2 separate regions of the Homo sapiens genome follow, and region 2 is linked to region 1. Evidence: chromatin loops called from intact Hi-C (ENCODE). Cell type or tissue: dorsolateral prefrontal cortex. All regions are shown on one strand. Each heading gives the region's core, and the rest is flanking DNA. Links, peaks and the distances in the headings are about the cores only.

Region 1 (8,390 bases), core at 93-8,092:
TAGAGCTCACATTAGTGAGCAAGTGGGTTCTGGAAATTACTTTTCTTTACAGTCTTCCTGAGGAGATAGATAACAAGTATTAATGTCCTTTAGCTGAAACAAACTAAAACACAAGTTATGATTGACTGAAGGTTTTATCATCTGTGATTTACAAGGAAACCAACCTCTTGGAATGACTTCTCCTCAGCCTCCCAGATACGCTGGAAGAAGTTGAGAATATTTGGTGAATTAATTCTATAAATGCTTGCTCACTGACTGGGGCCATTTAAAAATAATGAGGAGGAAGATAATTGGTGGGATGTCTTTAAATTTTATGTCTTGAATTTTTTTAAAATCCAGTTATTTGTTCTTGTAGAACATATAATATTTTCATGTTTCTTGGATGAACCAACTGTACACGTTGCTGATTTGGAAGCAGTTGCAGCATCATTTTTCCTACCCAAGGAAAAATTTATAAATAGTACTGATCAGTATCCAATGTGTATTATTTTTTTAGCTGTGACTGAATTGTCTTTAGTGGGTGTATTTTTGGTGTAAAACTACAATGTTGTATTATGATATCTTCTATGAAATAGATTTTAAAATATGTATATTCTAGATGGAAATGTAAAGGATAACATTAGAAAAATGCAGTAAATGGTTAAATATATTCACTCATCCATTCAAATATTCCATCAGTCAGCATTCATCAAGGGCCTACTATGTGTCAGGCACTGTTCCAATAAGAATGTGTTGAAAATGTTCTCTGTCCCAGGAACCATGTGAGGCTTTCCAAATACAAAGTTCATAAAGCACAGCTGTGTTCTTCGGGAGCTACAGATCTGTGCTATTGTGGGAAGCAGAGATGAGTACTTAGCAGCTGATTAGGTCAGGAAAAAGTCCCAAGGTTATGAGGCAATGGTCCTCATAACTATTGGACTGAATTACTTTTATTCGATTCTTAGGCACAGACTATATCTAACATCTAATCATTTCTGGGAATGGCAACAAAGGCAAGCAGGTGAGAAATTTTGGAAAAGAGTCAGTATAGAGATAGCATAAATGCCTTCTTCATGAAACCTTTAGTAGTCAGATTGGTCAAGTACCTCACAAAGCTCATGGATCTGGTATCATACATCTATATCTACATGACTCTCTGTCTGCTGCCTATGCACAGCAGCTCAGAGCTCCAAGAGCAAGGATTCCAAGAGACAGTAAGTGGAAGGTACAAGTCTCTTATGTTCTTATGTCCTTTTTCATTAGAAAAAGGAAAGATAGCAAATAATTTATTTTTTGGAGCCCTCTTTAAAATGTTGCTGTCTGCCTGGCTAGCATGCCAATATACTAGTGATATTTTTAGAACCACATGAAAATCCAAATATAATATAATCGCAGTTCATAAAATAAAATGTACCATTGCATTGATTTTCTGATTTGCACTGTGTAGAAACTTACCCAGTGAATTTTGCCATTCAATAATTGCCCTTTGGTTATCTCTCCTAAAGAGTGTATTTTATGATACACTATTAATGGAGGAAAAGATTACTCTATCAAATGCTGTTTACCTGTTGATCACACTGCTGCTTTACATTACTTAACAAATATTTTTGCATAGTCCTAATGGATTAATTATGCATGTATATTCTATGTATTATACATTGATAGAGATAGCTATAGTAATTCCTGACTTTCTTAAGCTACACAGGAATAAAACTCATTTCTTTACACTTTTAGCGTATATGCGAGTGGATATGTGTGTGGTAAAATAACATCTTCACACATTGCTAGTTTCAGTAAGATAAAATTTCAAGGACGATTCCCTCTTAAGTTTCTAGGTGGTAGAAGATAAGATGCTGGACAAAGGGGACATTCTCATCTTACTACAGTGTATCACACAATTAGGCACTTTATGGGGGATTTTATGTCTTCTGCTAAAATAGCCAGCATTGGACAATTTCAGAAATAGGATATTGGAATGATCAGACCATTGGTCGGTTCTGCTATGGTAACTTGTTTGCCTAAAGAGGGTGATGTTTGTTTGATTTGAATACATGTCAGAAAATAGAGAGTGTTCTTTGTTTCAGGCTTCTTGAATCATCCCGTGCCAGAAACAGCCATACCACAAGATTTCTAGCAAGTCAAAATGCTTCTTTTTCACCTTCTGTGATAAGAGATTATTTAACAATGTCAGAAGATATTTGTAATATGTTACATGGATTAAACAACAGGTTATAAAACAGTATGTACATTATAAATTATAGCCCTTTTATGTTTTACACACAGAAAAAGACTTCATGTGGTACAGTTGTGGTTATGTCTCCAGCACAATCTCTGGTGTAGTTCAAAGAGCCCAGTTTTAAATCCCAGTTTTTCCACTTACTGGAGATGTGATCCTTGACCCTAAGCAAGCTACTAAACATTTCTGGGCCCTAATTTCCTCATTTGCGAAATGGAGACAATGATAGGGTTTGTAAACTAATGATTAAATATATATAAATAATTAGGAGAGTGACTGGTACAGAGTAAGTGCTCAATGTTATTAAAATTATATTACTGCCATGAATGCATAATATTAATAGTACTTATCTTTGGATAATTACCTTAAAAGTGATTTTTATTTTCTTATTTATAATTGTCTGTATTTTCTAAATTGTCTAAAATGCACTTGAATAAAGGTTATGTTATTCAAATAAGAAGAAAAAAGGCGAGTACACTAATTTATACAAGACACCTTCAAGCACAACTTCAGTTATCTTTAACATCTAAAGAGAAACTACTCTGTACCATTCTAATTTTTATTTCATTTTTACCTTTCTTCTTAATGCATTAAAATTGGAATGTTACTAAGTTACTAACATCTGAACAGCTCCACAAAAGTAAGATTAGCAGACAAAAATGCGAGTTGTTTTTTTCTTAAAATATTATTCATGATAAATATTAAGACAGACTTTTATCATTTGTTGTAACTTCATAGGTTTCTTTTTAAAATTAATTACTTATTTCGTTCTAATGTAAAATGAACCACAAGAAAATGAGAAAAGCAAAATTGTATGCTTGAGGGAAAAAAATTTAATAAGTCACTGGTAATTCAATGCTAGTTTGTAAAAGGGAAGGATAGATTTTAACAATTTTCTTATACATTTAATTGGAAAGAAAAACAAGGTTCTTTGTGGTACAACATAAACATACTTACTTTCTCTTTTTAATTTGTTAAGCAAATTAATCAATATAATATGATATATGTGGCTAATAACCATTTAAATCGTTTTTAAATTTTATATTGGCAAGAACACTTAACATGAGATCTACCCTTTTAACAAATTTTTAAATGTACAATGCATTATTGTTGACTAAGCATAATGCTGAAAGCACATCTCTACAACTTATTGATCTTGCTGGACTAAAACTTTATGCCCATTGATTAGCAATTTCCCATTTTTTCCTCCCCTCAGCCGCTGATAATCACCATTCCAGAGTATATGAATTTGACCATTTTATTAAATTTATTAATTTTTTGATAAAATGGATAATTTTTTGATAATCACCATTCCAGAGTATATGAATTTGACCATTTTATTAATTTTTTTCTTAAAAATACTTTTCTTATTTTCTTATCAAAAACAGCATTACATGTTAATTATGGAAATTTTATTGAAAAGTAGACACCGGGAAAGGAGTAAGTATCACTTGTTATCCAACCTCTAGAGATTATGGCATTAGACAGTTTTTGCATATATCTTTTCATTATCTTTCCATACGTGTATATTTCGATTTTTTTTAATAAATGGGATCAGACTGCATGTGGCATTTTGGAACCTATTTTGTTCATTTAGTGATGTCTTTCCAAGTCATTAGCAATTGACTTCACCACTATTTGCGATGGCTTCATGAAGGTTCATAATTAAATGTACTATAATTTTTTTAAATTTTATTTTATTTTAAGTTCCAGGATACATGTGCAGGATGTGCAAGTTTGTTACATAGGTAAACATGTGGTTTGCTGCACCTATCAACCCATCACCTAGGTATTAAGCCCTCCATGCATAGCTATTTATCCTGATGCTCTTCCTCCCACCGCCCTCCCCACCCTGACAGGCCCAAGTGTGTGTTGTTCCCCTCGCTGTGGAATTTGACCATTTTATATACCTCATATGAGTGGAATCATGCAGTATTTATCTTTCTGTGATTGGCTAATTTCACTTAGCACAATGTCTTCAAGGTTCATTCATGTTGACACATATGGCAGAAATTTTCTTCATTTTTAAGGCTGCATAGTATTTCACTGGACGTATACACCACATTTATTTAAATTTAACTTTTAAGTTCAAGGGTACATGTGCAGATTTGTTATATAGGTAAACTTGTTTCATAGGGGTGTGTTGTATAGATTATTTTGTCACCCAGGTAGCAAGCTTACTGCCCATTAGTTATTTTTCTGATCCTCTCCCTCCTCCCACCCTCCATCCTCCAATAGGCCCCAGTGTATGTTGCTCCCTTCTGTGTGTCCATGTGTTCTCATCATTCAGCTCCCACTTATAAGTGAAAACATGCATATACCACATTTTTAATACATTCATTTGTTGACGACAGTTTAGGTAATTTCCACATTTTGGCTATTGTGATAATGCTGCAGTGAACATCCAATGCTAATATTCTTCAAGATCCTGATTTCAATTCTTTTGGATAAATGCCTAGCAGTAAGATTCAGCATTCAGATATTTACTAGCTAATCTATTTTAGTTTGTAAAAATGGCATTTGCTTGAAAATAGCGTACAAATAGAATATCCTAGCCCCTTAGATAATGGGTCATATTATATAGACAAATGAGCTGAAGATCAATCCAGATTTTAGTGTGATGGATATTTTCTCAGTCTTTTTTCTCCTGATTTAATTTTATTAAGTTTAATAATTTTCTTCTCAGATTTAGTACTGTTCTACTCTGATCTATATGTATATATTCACATATATATGAGTGTGTGTGGTGTGCATGTGTGTGTTATAAGGAGCAGCTTGGAGATTCACTTTTTACCTCTACAATATAACTATTATGACTGTAAACTCATGTTGTAATTTTACTTTATGCCGCTTATTATGGAAAACAATATAAATATTTGTAACACTAATATTAAAGAAGGATTTAGCTCTTCTTTTCCCTGGGTTCCATGGTCATAGATCCAAATTTTAGGAGGTGGAAGATTCCATTCCCCTTGGGTTGTGGTTGAGGCAATGCATAGTAGAGAGTGGTCATAAGGTTTTCTGTGCCAAGTTGTGACTAAGGCTAGATCTTGTGGCTGAGACAAGCTTCTCAACCTTCAGCACAATTACTTGAGAATAAAAGATTTCATAACTAGTTTCTCACCATGAAAAGGAACTCACACAAAAAAAGTTTAAAAAAATAGATGACTGTAACAACTCTCCAACTAGCACAAAAATACATTCTTGGTAAAATAATGTCTCGATATGAAAGCCTTTGGGTTTGTACATTGTGAATGGGTTTGTGAATGAAGAATGGATTTTTAATGTGAAAAATGAAGCCAAAATAGACTTAGTATTAAACTTTAAAATACTTTAATGGCTTTTAAGTTCCCCTATAAGGTGGGCCAAGCATTTTCTGAGTAAGGGCATATGAGTATATAATCATTTTATCATCTTTAAAGGAAGGTGTATTTCCTTTTTTCCTTAATGTTGAACATTTAAGATTAGATTCCTGATCAATTACAAGGCACACATATAATTAACATCCAGTGACTAGACCTACGTGGAATGGAGATAAACTCTGTCTGATAAAATTGGGTGACTCCCTCATCAGTTTTTCCTGCCTCAGATATATGCAATGTTATTTCTAATAAGTTCTTCCTCTCTGTATTTCCTGCCTAAATAATCCACCTGCTTCTGAAAAAGATTTGGGGTTCTTTTTGCAAATGTATCATTTTTTTGATATCCTGAATCAGTTTCTAATAGTATTTCTCAGCACAGGCAATAAATTTCACAAATGCTCTGTTTATTAACTAGAAGAATTGCACATCTCATTAGGAATTTTCAAGGAACATATTTTTCTTCCCTGTCGTTTTCTTTTTTCCTAAAAGAACAGATTCACTGTGTAGGAATGGAAGATAATTTGACTGTCTGCATTGTGAACTTGGTAACTTATTTTTGTAAGCAAACATTGGAGAAAAACTTCCAAAACATTTTTATTTAACTGAGTGAATTGGAATGTAAACTAAAGATGATGTTTATTTTATGACATGAAAAAATAATAATAGCAAAAATATGTTAATTTATATTACTTTATAATTTTGAAAATAAACTTTGCTGAATATAATCCTATGTGATTTTTGTAGTCTTGATAGCATTTATATTGTTACTAAGCTGCCAAGAGGTCTTACAGGTTATTAATGACAAACCAAGCTTAGAAGTTATGATTACTGTCAGTGCAATGATATATATCATCTTGATGGTGATTTTGGTTATAAATAAATCATAATGACAGCTCAAAACCTAAAAAATTAGAATAAAGGAAAACCAAGGTTGGTATTTTAAGCAAATGATGAAAAACCTAATCAAAGACTGAAATCTAGACTTTGGTATTTAAACAGCATTCATTCAACTAAAAATTTAAAAATAATTTTAAAATTAAAAAATGGTATTCTTTTATTTTTTCCTGCCCTCTCTACTGTCTTTCTCTCCCTGTAGCTTCAACAAAAAATATCAAGAATTCTCTTATTGATTCTATATTAGGAGTCAAACCAAATTTATAGCTTGGATTTGAAAGAAAAATGTTTAGAAGTCCTGGAACTCTGACTACCAAAGTATATAAATTATGTCACTTCTAGTAAAAAAACTGTTTAGGGAAAAAAGCTTTTTTCTACGTGAGAAACTTTAGTTGAGAGATTATTTTGCATGTGACTTCACATACTTTCTGTAAGAAATTAGCTACACTAAAATCCATGATTTATTGTTGTCTAGCTATGTAAAAGCTTACCAAAGTGGTCCTTGGTTCCTGCCTTTAATAATGGAAGAAAGGGGAGGGAGAAAGGATAGGAGGAGGAAAAAGGGAGACAGAGAAATCAAATTTGTGGAAAAAGAACAGTTCCAAGTGCACCTCAGTGGGCCAAACAGAGCATTCAATACAGTGTATTAACATGGGCTTGAATAATTCAAACTTTCAAACCACAGGAAGAGGCTTTCCAGGGGGAGGAAAAGTCACCGTAATTAAAGCTTCGCTGGCACATGGAGGCAGCTGTATCCTCCGACAGACCGAGAAAATTGGACATGGCCTAATAGCCTAAGAGAACGGGGATGCTGTGGGGTAGCATTGTTTGAGAAGTGTTAGGTTTATTTTGGCGTTCTCCAATTATAAAGTCAATTCTCTGGATACCAGCTTCTTTTACATATTAATGGTCTAACCCTTGGCATATGGCAAGAATGCAGGATTCAACTCAGACTGCTTGAAAAAGGAATAGTGAGTTCAAAGATGCAAAGATGCCAGCGGCTGCATGTTACATTTTTGAGAGGTAGCCTTCAAAGTAAACAAGAAAAATGGGATTTTTTATGTTAATATGTGATTCATTTTAGAAAGAATGTTTCTTCGCTTAGTCTCTCCACATAAGATACTTACAGGTTTCCAAATATTATATACATTTATTATACATACCCATAAACTCATACATACACATACAGTTTCTGAGTTTTATTTAAAGATTATTTCAGTATATACTTTCTTTTCCATAGCAAATTGAAACGCCTACCTCAACTCGCTGCTTTAAAGTGTTCAAAAATCCCAGTTGTTTTTGATTCATCCAAATGCCAAGACTCATCAGCACCTTGCTTTTTTTGTAAAAGGTGCTTATTTTTCCCCTCGAGTGCACTTCCTACTTGAAATTTCCTGCCGTCTCCCAATGTCTTCTGCAAGGATGTTAATTGTCATGCGTGTTTTCTGGGGATTGAATACAGCAAAGGGTTTATCTGAAATAAACAATGCAGTGTGTTCCTGGGGCCCTTGCCAGACTGAGAAAAGCTAAAACATATTGCGGTGTTCCCTTGGGGATTTCACACCATGCCTGGACTAAGGAAGGTGGAAAAAAGAGGGTAGCAGCAATATGTCCTACTTCCTCTTTTTCTTCTTGACAGCAGAGTTTAAAAGCTTACCTCTCTCTCCAAGTTTGATTTCCCACTTCCTCACTATCCCTAACATCAGTGTAGTGGTGAGCTGTTTTCCATGTGGCCACAGGTGATTGGAAAATAGGCTTGGAAAACAAGGAATCCGAAGTCTACATCTCCAGGGAGAAAAGAATTTTATTGTTGTCAAGCTATGTAAAAGCTTACCAAAAAGCATTTGTAACCTTTTAAAGAAACTTTTCACTACATTTAGGACAACCTTTAAAACTATCAGGACAAAAGTGTGTTATAC
Region 2 (8,390 bases), core at 299-8,298, 170 kb after region 1:
ATAACTTCTCTACTGTCTTGTTTATCGTCCCTCAGGCACTTTGCATTCTACTTTTCCCTTTAGGTTTGTGGGCATCCATTCACTGTGTGCCTCTTCTTATGCTTTGCTATTCTTACTCCTTTAGTGCCTTCGTTCTTTTTGAATCAGGTGAATTGTCTCATAGGGACAGTACATGTTATGCTTTGATTACAAACAACCCTGCAATCTAAGTGGTTTATAATATATGTTTTTCTCTTTCTCATGCTACATATCCATCATGGCTTGGGTACTCCTGTGTTCCTCTTGGTCTTAGTCCAGGACCAGACAAACAGAACAGCCACTATCTGGAGCATTCCCAGACACCAGACATGGTGGCAGAGAGAAAGAGACCCACATTTCACACCAACTGTTAAAGCTCTCACCTAGAGGTAACATGTGCCATTTCTGCTCATGTTTTATTGGTCAGAATAGTCCTATTCTACTCCTGTCTTCTAAAGGGGATGGAGAAATACTCTCCTACCACCTGTCAGAAAGAAGAACTGTAAACATCTTGTGAAGAGATTAATGACTGAGACATATACCTTTCTATCAATTCATTTTGGTCATGAGGCCTGTCCCACCTGTGGGAGCTCATATTTACTTCCATGTTTTAAACTTTCAAATTTACTTTATTTGTTCACTATATATTCTTGAGTAGAGAAATGAGAATAGGTAGTCAAGATAATGGTAAATAATGGTAATAACCCCATATAATTGCTTTCTTATATATAGATTGTTTATAATGCAGTTAACTCCCATCCTTAAGAAATACATAAAGTGTTTGAGAATCACTGGTCTCCAAGAAAGAACATCAGACTCTTAAAGACAAAACACAGATTTGCCCTTGTGTCTCTTCTTTGTATTACCTGCCTGACTATATATAGATCAGTGGCTCCTTTCTATATGCCATTTTTTTTCCGCTGAAAATTATACCTAGCTGTGACTTATGTGGAAGTGGCTAAGCTGGCAATAATTGTATAGATGTCCATACATGCCCCCTCAGAATCTCAATGGTACCTCAAGGTCATCTGCCTTGAGGACTGGTAAATCTGGTCATAATGTGGATAATTTACAACTGGAGAAATAAAGGAGTTCTCCTTGCTATGCAAAGAAGGCCTCTTTGAATGTTGGTGTCGGCATTAATTCCCTTTATGATGTGAGGCAAATCACTTAATTGCTAGGTGTCTTCTTTTTCTGATCCAAGGATAATATTAACATACCTCTCTAGGTCCTTGTGAAGCATAATATATAGAATTGATTGCAAAGGCATTTTCAGAATATGAGACACTATAGAGACATTTGTTGCACTCTGAATTCCCTACGTTGCCCACAGTGCCACTCCTAGAGGTAGATGTCTGGATAGGGAGTGAATATTTGAGGGAAGGGGTAGTTATACAGGGCAGAGATGTCTATTTCTGAATTCCCAATTAGCCTAAGTCAGTAATCTACGTTGTGGATTATATCTGGCCTGCTTGATGCACTGATCTTCCTCCTTTAGGCATTTTTCTGGTTTCTTTTTACTTGGCAGAGGAGATAAAATTCAAATTGGTCTTTTTTGCCTGGTATAGTATCTCTAGGAAGAAGTTAGATTGGATGGCCAATTTATAAACAATACTGACAGTTTGGGTTTAGGGTTAGAGTAATAGCATACTTGTTTAGCATTTAACTCTTTTGAAGTGCTTTCACATCATGGATCATTTTACCTGAGACTTGCCATAACTTTGTAAGCTGGGTATTACCCTAATTTACAGAAGAGAAGACTGAGGTTCAAAAGATTCCATATGTTGCCCAATGTCACCACACTAAGAAATGACAAATTCAAACCCATATTTTCTGATTTTGCGTGGAGAAATATTTTGTTCCATTATTCCAGGCTACCTCTGTGTTTTCTAGCAGAGATAAGTGATGCCCAGATATAAACCATGATCACATGGAGCCAAGACAGGGTTGAATGAAAAATTAGCCCAAAGGAACTTATTATTTGCAGTCAAATTCAAGATATTTTGCCTAGAAAGTAAAAGGAATGAGCTATTTCTTCAACATTAATTTTAGTATTCTAATGAATTAAAATTAATTCAGTTAATTAATTAGTTATTTTCCACCAGAGGATTCAGCCGGAATGGGGAGGGGGAGGAATTTTGAATTCCTGGTAAAAATGATGACTTGATTTCTTGATGATGATATTAGCCAATGACTCAACTTCCATCTCCCCTTCCCCTATAATAATAGGAATAAGGAGAGTTGATTTTCATGCATTCATTATTCAGTTACTACCCTTTGCCAAGAAGCGTTAGTCTAATGGATGAAGGGAGGGGGAGAACAAATAAGTAAACAGATTATTATAATACAGTAAGTGCTAAAATGTAACAAAGGATGGCACCAAACCCAAAAGGAAGGGCAGCAATTAAGGTGAAGTAAGCCATTACTTAAACTCATTAAGTAAGAGTTAGGTCAGTGGTGGGGGAAAATGGAGATCTAGCTGTTAGGGCAGAAGTTCCATTAGTTCTGGATGGCAAGAGGATGGGGAAGGAGGTGGGAAGTGGAAGGCGAAGGGCAAAGTAAAAGGTAAGCAAGGGTTAAACCTTGAAAGATATCTATGGCCTGCTAAGAAATTTAACTTTATTCTTAATGCTCTTGGAGATACTGCTGAAACTTATAAAAATAGAAAGGTCTGTGGGGTAAATGGATTTGGAGACCTAGTAAGTTTGTCAGCTGACTCAAAAACACTTCAGGCTGTTAGTAAAATCCAAGCAAGAAAAGACCAGGTAAAGAGAGGTTATGGTCTTTGCTGCACATCATTTAGCCCATAACCTAGGCAAACTAGAACTGGGGTCTCCTAATTCTTAGGCTGGCATTTCTTTCTCCCATCCCACATTGCCTTCCCATCTCTTTGGCATTTTTTTCCTTTAGAGAATTGTATTCCTTTTGGAATATATGCTGAGATGCTAGAATATCTTTAAAGGTAATCTCATTCTCCATTAAAAACAGATATTTATCATGGTGATGTTAACATTTAGACAGTTCTTACCAGCAGTCTCATTCGTGTGATCTCATTTGGTTTTCTTCTGAGAACGCCAAAGTCTTTTTACTCCTGTGGGTAAAAATAAAGATACCCTAAATTTCTCTGGTGGAATACTTTAAACTTCAAGCAGTGCCTTTTCTTTATATTGTAGTTTGGAGAATAGAGCAAAAAAAATTGTTTTATTTTATGCTTTAGTATCAAAAAATAACTGCTCATTGTTAATGAGAATTATAGGGCCAGTTCAACTGCAGTGATAAGTTCAGGGCATAAAAGATCATATATCAACATGACCTCACTAACCTTCTCTGTACTAAATGACAAACTGCTAGGAATAGCCTTTGGATCAGGCCACAGAGACACTAAAATACTTACCCTTCACCACAGAACTGTATTGAACTCTATCTGTCATTTACCACCGTCAATCATAGAAGCCTGCTTGGATGCTAAACAGGATTTCAAACAAAAAATAAAAAGAAAGAGAACTTCCTTCAAATAGTTCAACTTCTGATTTTATTTAGTGTCTTTCTGGACATTTGAAATAATGTGGGGAAGGATCACAGCAAGTTAGCCATGTTTTTTGCATTTGTGGAGGGATTGTGTATAAGGGAAAGAGCAAGATTTTCGGGCCAGTGGGATTCAATCTGGCATCTATGCTTCTTTCCCCTTCCATAAGAGGTTAACACTATGTCATTGTTATAATGATAGGACAGATATGTGACATTATTCTTTTCTTTATAGCAGGACTAGACCAAGCTAACAGAGACTTGGTTAGCTTTTTAAGAGAAAGAGACTCATGTAATTTAGCCAAAAGGTTCTGAGACTGCTAACTTCATGCTAGACATACTTGCTGCAAAAACTTATTCCCCAAAATTCAACTAAATGCCATTGTTTCTTGTTTGTAAATGTGTCTATGAGAGACTTTTATAGTTTTCTTAGAAAATCAGAATTAAAAAAAATTATCTTCAGGAAAATGAACATACCCTTCAACCACCATCAACCACTCTAAAATTCATGTGTTACTTTCATGCCTTTTTCATGTGAGACAGAAATATATGGGATGGCATAAAAAATAAAATATATCCTCATATAGGTTTTATTATTATCCTCATAATTTGCCAACTGGGAATTACTGAGATTCCACATTGTACATAGCATTTATGCACTTGATTTCGGGACCAGGACTCTGGTCGCTGCAGAAAAAATACTGAACCATATGAACACTGTCCTTGCATTTATAAAGCTTATGAAGATAATATCAAAGGTGATTTGCTGAGTGAATTAATGAAATCACATAACCTTTGTGTTCACATAACCTTTTAACACAAAAAGAGTGCATTTTCCTATGACTGAGTCTAAATTACAGCAAAGCAACTGATCAATACGATTTTTTTAAAAAGTAACTTGCAGTTTCAACTGCAGCATTTTCTTTAAATATTTTTGTCCTCTAAGTAATATATATTGCTTCATTTAGATATTATACTATGATTAATTTAGTCAAGAAAGGAAAAATCAAAACATAAATATTGTGCCAATCATAAAAACATATGTGTAATAATAACAAAATAGACCTAATATCTGCACATAATCAGATTTTAAAGAGCAGTTTTGTAAGTAGGAAAAATGTGTGACTCTATATTGCCAATGACTGAGGCCTCCCAGCATTCCTGTTTTTGCAAATCATGCTGTAAGAGATCACATAATTATATGATCCTATTGGATCTTCAGTAGCTAAGACTCTGTTGAAAAGTTCTGAGAGTTCTTATGTCATTACCATCAAGAAAACTTTAGTAACATCCTATTCTGTAAATCAGAAATGGGAGGGATTATTCCTCCACTTACTGCTAACACTTAAAAGTAACAGCACAATGGATAAAGTAGAAGGTGAGTGCATTGCTAGGCATGGAGGAAAGGAAGGCCTCAGTGAGGCAAGAAATATTTGTGACTCCATAGAAAATACATCAGTGAGTCAAACTAGTCATAGAGAACCTGCTACATGTTTGGCACTATAGTGGTTTAAAGAACTATAAATTGTTTCCACCACCCAGGTTATTCCATTTTAGTCTCAGAAACCAAAGCAATGCATGTGTAACAAATGCAGAGAAAGCCCACAACTTGTCATTGTAATGGCAGAACAAAAATTAAAATATAAGCACTCTCAGTTAGGTATAAACTATTCATTTGAGGTAATTATCACTGTCACTAATCCTGTCACAGAATCAAAGTAGAAACAAAGAAAGATGGGTAGGTACTGCAGCTGGCCAGCCTGATTTCTAATGATAACAATGTAATGATACACAGGCATCCTACTTTCATACTACTTCCAAGGACAAGTAAATGATCACATAAAAAAAAAAGACTTTGACAGTTATCTTGCCCAAATCTTTCTTCAACCAAGTTAACTCTGGAGTGTTAACTTATAGACTAGCGTAAGAGTAGTCATTAAAAAAATTATTGAAACACTATATGCCAGGCATTCTGGTGGGGGCAGGCAGATAATAAATGGATGGTGTTTTAGCTAATGGATCAGTGAGAGTTTGGATACTGATATACGCTATGAGTAATTTAATAGATCAACTTTAGGCTTGCTTGGCTAGCATTAATGAAGTCTTCTTAGAAGAGGTGACACTCGAATTGAAACATCAATGGAAAGAAGGCAGCCATCCATTGAAGGAGAGGAAGATCATTCCAAGCAGAAGGAATAGCAAATACAACTCTCCTGGGTGGAAACAAGCCTGTTTAATGTGAGGGAGAGAAAGGGGGCCAGTGTGACTGGAGTAAATGAAGGGAAAAGTTGTAATAAGGCTGGAGTAAACAGGTGTCCAGTTACATATATTTTCGTAGCGCATGCTAGAGTTTAGATTTTTTACTGGTTGCAGTGGAGATAATTTTGAAGATTATGGGTGAAGAAATAGTTTAATCTACACTTTAGAAAAAATTACTAAGGCCATAGAACAGTGGAGAGTGAAGATAGAAAGGTTATTGCATCCATCCAGGTGAGAGATGAAGAAGAACTGGACCAAGCTGTAGCAGTCTCATCTCTAGATGACAGAAGTAACTGGACTCAGGGCATCTATGGTGTAGAGACAACAGGAATTACCAGTGCCTTTGGATATGGCATTTGAGGGGGAAAGTGGAATTAAGACTTCAGCATATTTTGCCTGAGCTACTAAGTGTTACTGCCATTAGGGAGGCCCCTGAGATGTCAAGAGGGGTGGGATCCAGGACTCAATGGAAGAGATGGGCTTTCAATTGGCTCATGGACAGTTCATCTACTACTATAACATGTGGAAGACAGAACACCTGTGCACCAATAGAAACATTAGGAAAATGGCAGGAACATGTGGTATTTTCCAATTATTTATCATTGTTTTTTCGGTAAAGTAAGAAGCATAAGCTAAGAGTTAATTGAGGAAAGGCAGTGATGGAGATTTGAGGAAAGAAAAGTTGTAAAATAATTATCTTGGAGGAGAAGGAGAAGTGTGGTAAGATAGTCTGGAAAAGTCAAGAGGCCAATTTTGACATGTAGCCATATTTAAAGTGAGGTCAACTAGCATGGTGGTATGCTTTTTGCAATAATCAACTCTGTAGATGCTGGCAGAGAGTAAGTAGATAGTTGAATTTAACCGTGGGCATTAGTTTTCTATTGCTTTTATAACATACTCAGACTTAGTGGCTTAGGGAACACAAATTGATTACCTTGCTACAGGTCAGAAGTCCAAACTGGATATTACTGGGCTAAATTCAAGAAGTCAGCAGGGCTGCATTCCTTCTGGAGGCACTAAGGAAGAATCCATTTCTTTGCCTTTTCCAGCTTCTGGAGCTCATCTCTTGGCTTTGTTGATCCCTTGCATCTTCAATGCCAGCAATGGCTGCCATACCTCTGCTTCTCCCTCCTCTGCCTCCCATGAGATTACACTGGGCCCACCTGGATAATGCAGGACAATCTCTCCATCTCAATGCCAGCTATTACCAACCTTCATTCCATCTGCAACTTTAATTCCCCTTCGCCATATAATCTGACATATTCACACATCCAGGGATTAGCTCGTGGCATCTTTAGGTAGCCATTATTCTGCCCAGCTCACCATGGTTGAGGTTTTGCCAAATGAAGAGAATGGAAAAGAGTGACAGTGTTTATGAGGGATAATTATACAGCGGAACCATGGACTCCAAGCCAAGGAGAAAGTGAGGTTATGAGAAGGACGGCAAGGAGGAAACACACTAGTCATGTAAAGGAGTGATGGGTCTCAAGGAGGTCAGAAAATTTCTGGAGTGGAGTACTGGAATCAGTGAACTGGATGAATAGGACGTGACGGTTGAGGCAGGAGGTTTCAAAATAGGATTTCAGAGATGTAAAGTTGTTGGAGATGGCAAGGTTTTATGAGTTTTGAAACTGAAAAACCCAAGAAAATGAGTAACAAGTCATTTTCCTCTAAAATAAGTCAAATACCTAGCATTGGCCCCAAGGTTATGGTAAGGTTCTAGGGTGCTTATTTTTTAATAGAATATGCACAGTTTATTGATTCCTGAAAAGTAAACCCAGCTTCACATTCTGTTTCTGGCCCCTAGACCTCTATGGAGAGGAAGTTATTCCCCAGCACTAGTTATGTGAGAAGTAGGGAGTGCAGTGCATAGAGAGGGAGTTCTGTCACCCAGGGAGGCAGAGGCCAAAAGACCTAGGCAGGAGACCCATGCTCTGTGTGAGGAAGATAGGACATTCTGTTTGGGGACTACTAAATGGCTTAGAAAATGATATGCAAATGTTTCCACTAAAGTGTGGTAGAGTTATCTGTGATGTCTTTATGGCACCTAGGGAACATTTAGCATTTAATTTGCTAAGGATGTTCCTATTTTGAACTTAAAACTGTTTCAAGATGTATTTTGCAATACAAATATGTGCCATCTCATTGCACTGTTCATTGAAAGATTTCTCTCTAGTGTACTATGCCCAGAAAGCATTGAATTAGTTATGCTCCATTGAAACCAGTACAAAATGGACTGAGAAGTTTATAGTTTCTATGTCAGATTATTAAAATAACATTTTCTTCCAGGCCCATGCATATACTTTTTTCCAAAGCAGTAAAAAACGATAGTTTACTAAAAATAAGAGGTCAGGTTTGCATATTCTCTATACTTTGGGGGTGAATATGAGTTGGATATGAAATCCAAATAAAACTAGAGGATAGATTAAATGGTGCATGATGTATTCCAAGGTCAAGAATTAATTAAATGTAATTTTCACAGTGATATTCTTAGAAAATAGGAAATTGCCCTATGCTTTTTGAAGAGAATGAAATTTGGTTGTTTAATTGTTAGAAAATAGTACACTATACATATTTTAAATATTTTG

The links. Hi-C counts contacts between places; a loop is a spot of excess contacts. Peaks named below come from ENCODE experiments on the same cell type or tissue, not always from the same donor. Only the 100,000 strongest peaks of a DNase experiment are listed, where the experiment ranks them.
Region 2: a loop joins it to region 1, with 2.3 times the contacts of the local background. A loop is called at or near these places in 2 of 110 quality-filtered maps.

Annotation. Positions count from the first base shown.
Region 1 is chr6:114,281,347-114,289,736 of GRCh38, reverse strand. All of the region lies in intron 1 of HS3ST5 (heparan sulfate-glucosamine 3-sulfotransferase 5), which reads left to right. The region is part of intron 9 of HDAC2-AS2 (HDAC2 and HS3ST5 antisense RNA 2); the gene reads right to left. Among named protein-coding and RNA genes, the nearest start is that of HS3ST5, 57 kb to the left of the region's middle. RefSeq lists an enhancer at 7,096-7,597. In dorsolateral prefrontal cortex, for the core only: no CTCF peak of the experiment used is centred there; no DNase peak of the experiment used is centred there; H3K4me3 peaks cover 1,946 bases; H3K27ac peaks cover 5,517 bases.
Region 2 is chr6:114,110,837-114,119,226 of GRCh38, reverse strand. The region is part of intron 3 of HS3ST5 (heparan sulfate-glucosamine 3-sulfotransferase 5); the gene reads left to right. It overlaps HDAC2-AS2 (HDAC2 and HS3ST5 antisense RNA 2), which reads right to left. Exons shown (of 10, transcript NR_125845.1): 6 at 3,047-3,109. Among named protein-coding and RNA genes, the nearest start is that of HDAC2, 140 kb to the right of the region's middle. In dorsolateral prefrontal cortex, for the core only: no CTCF peak of the experiment used is centred there; no DNase peak of the experiment used is centred there.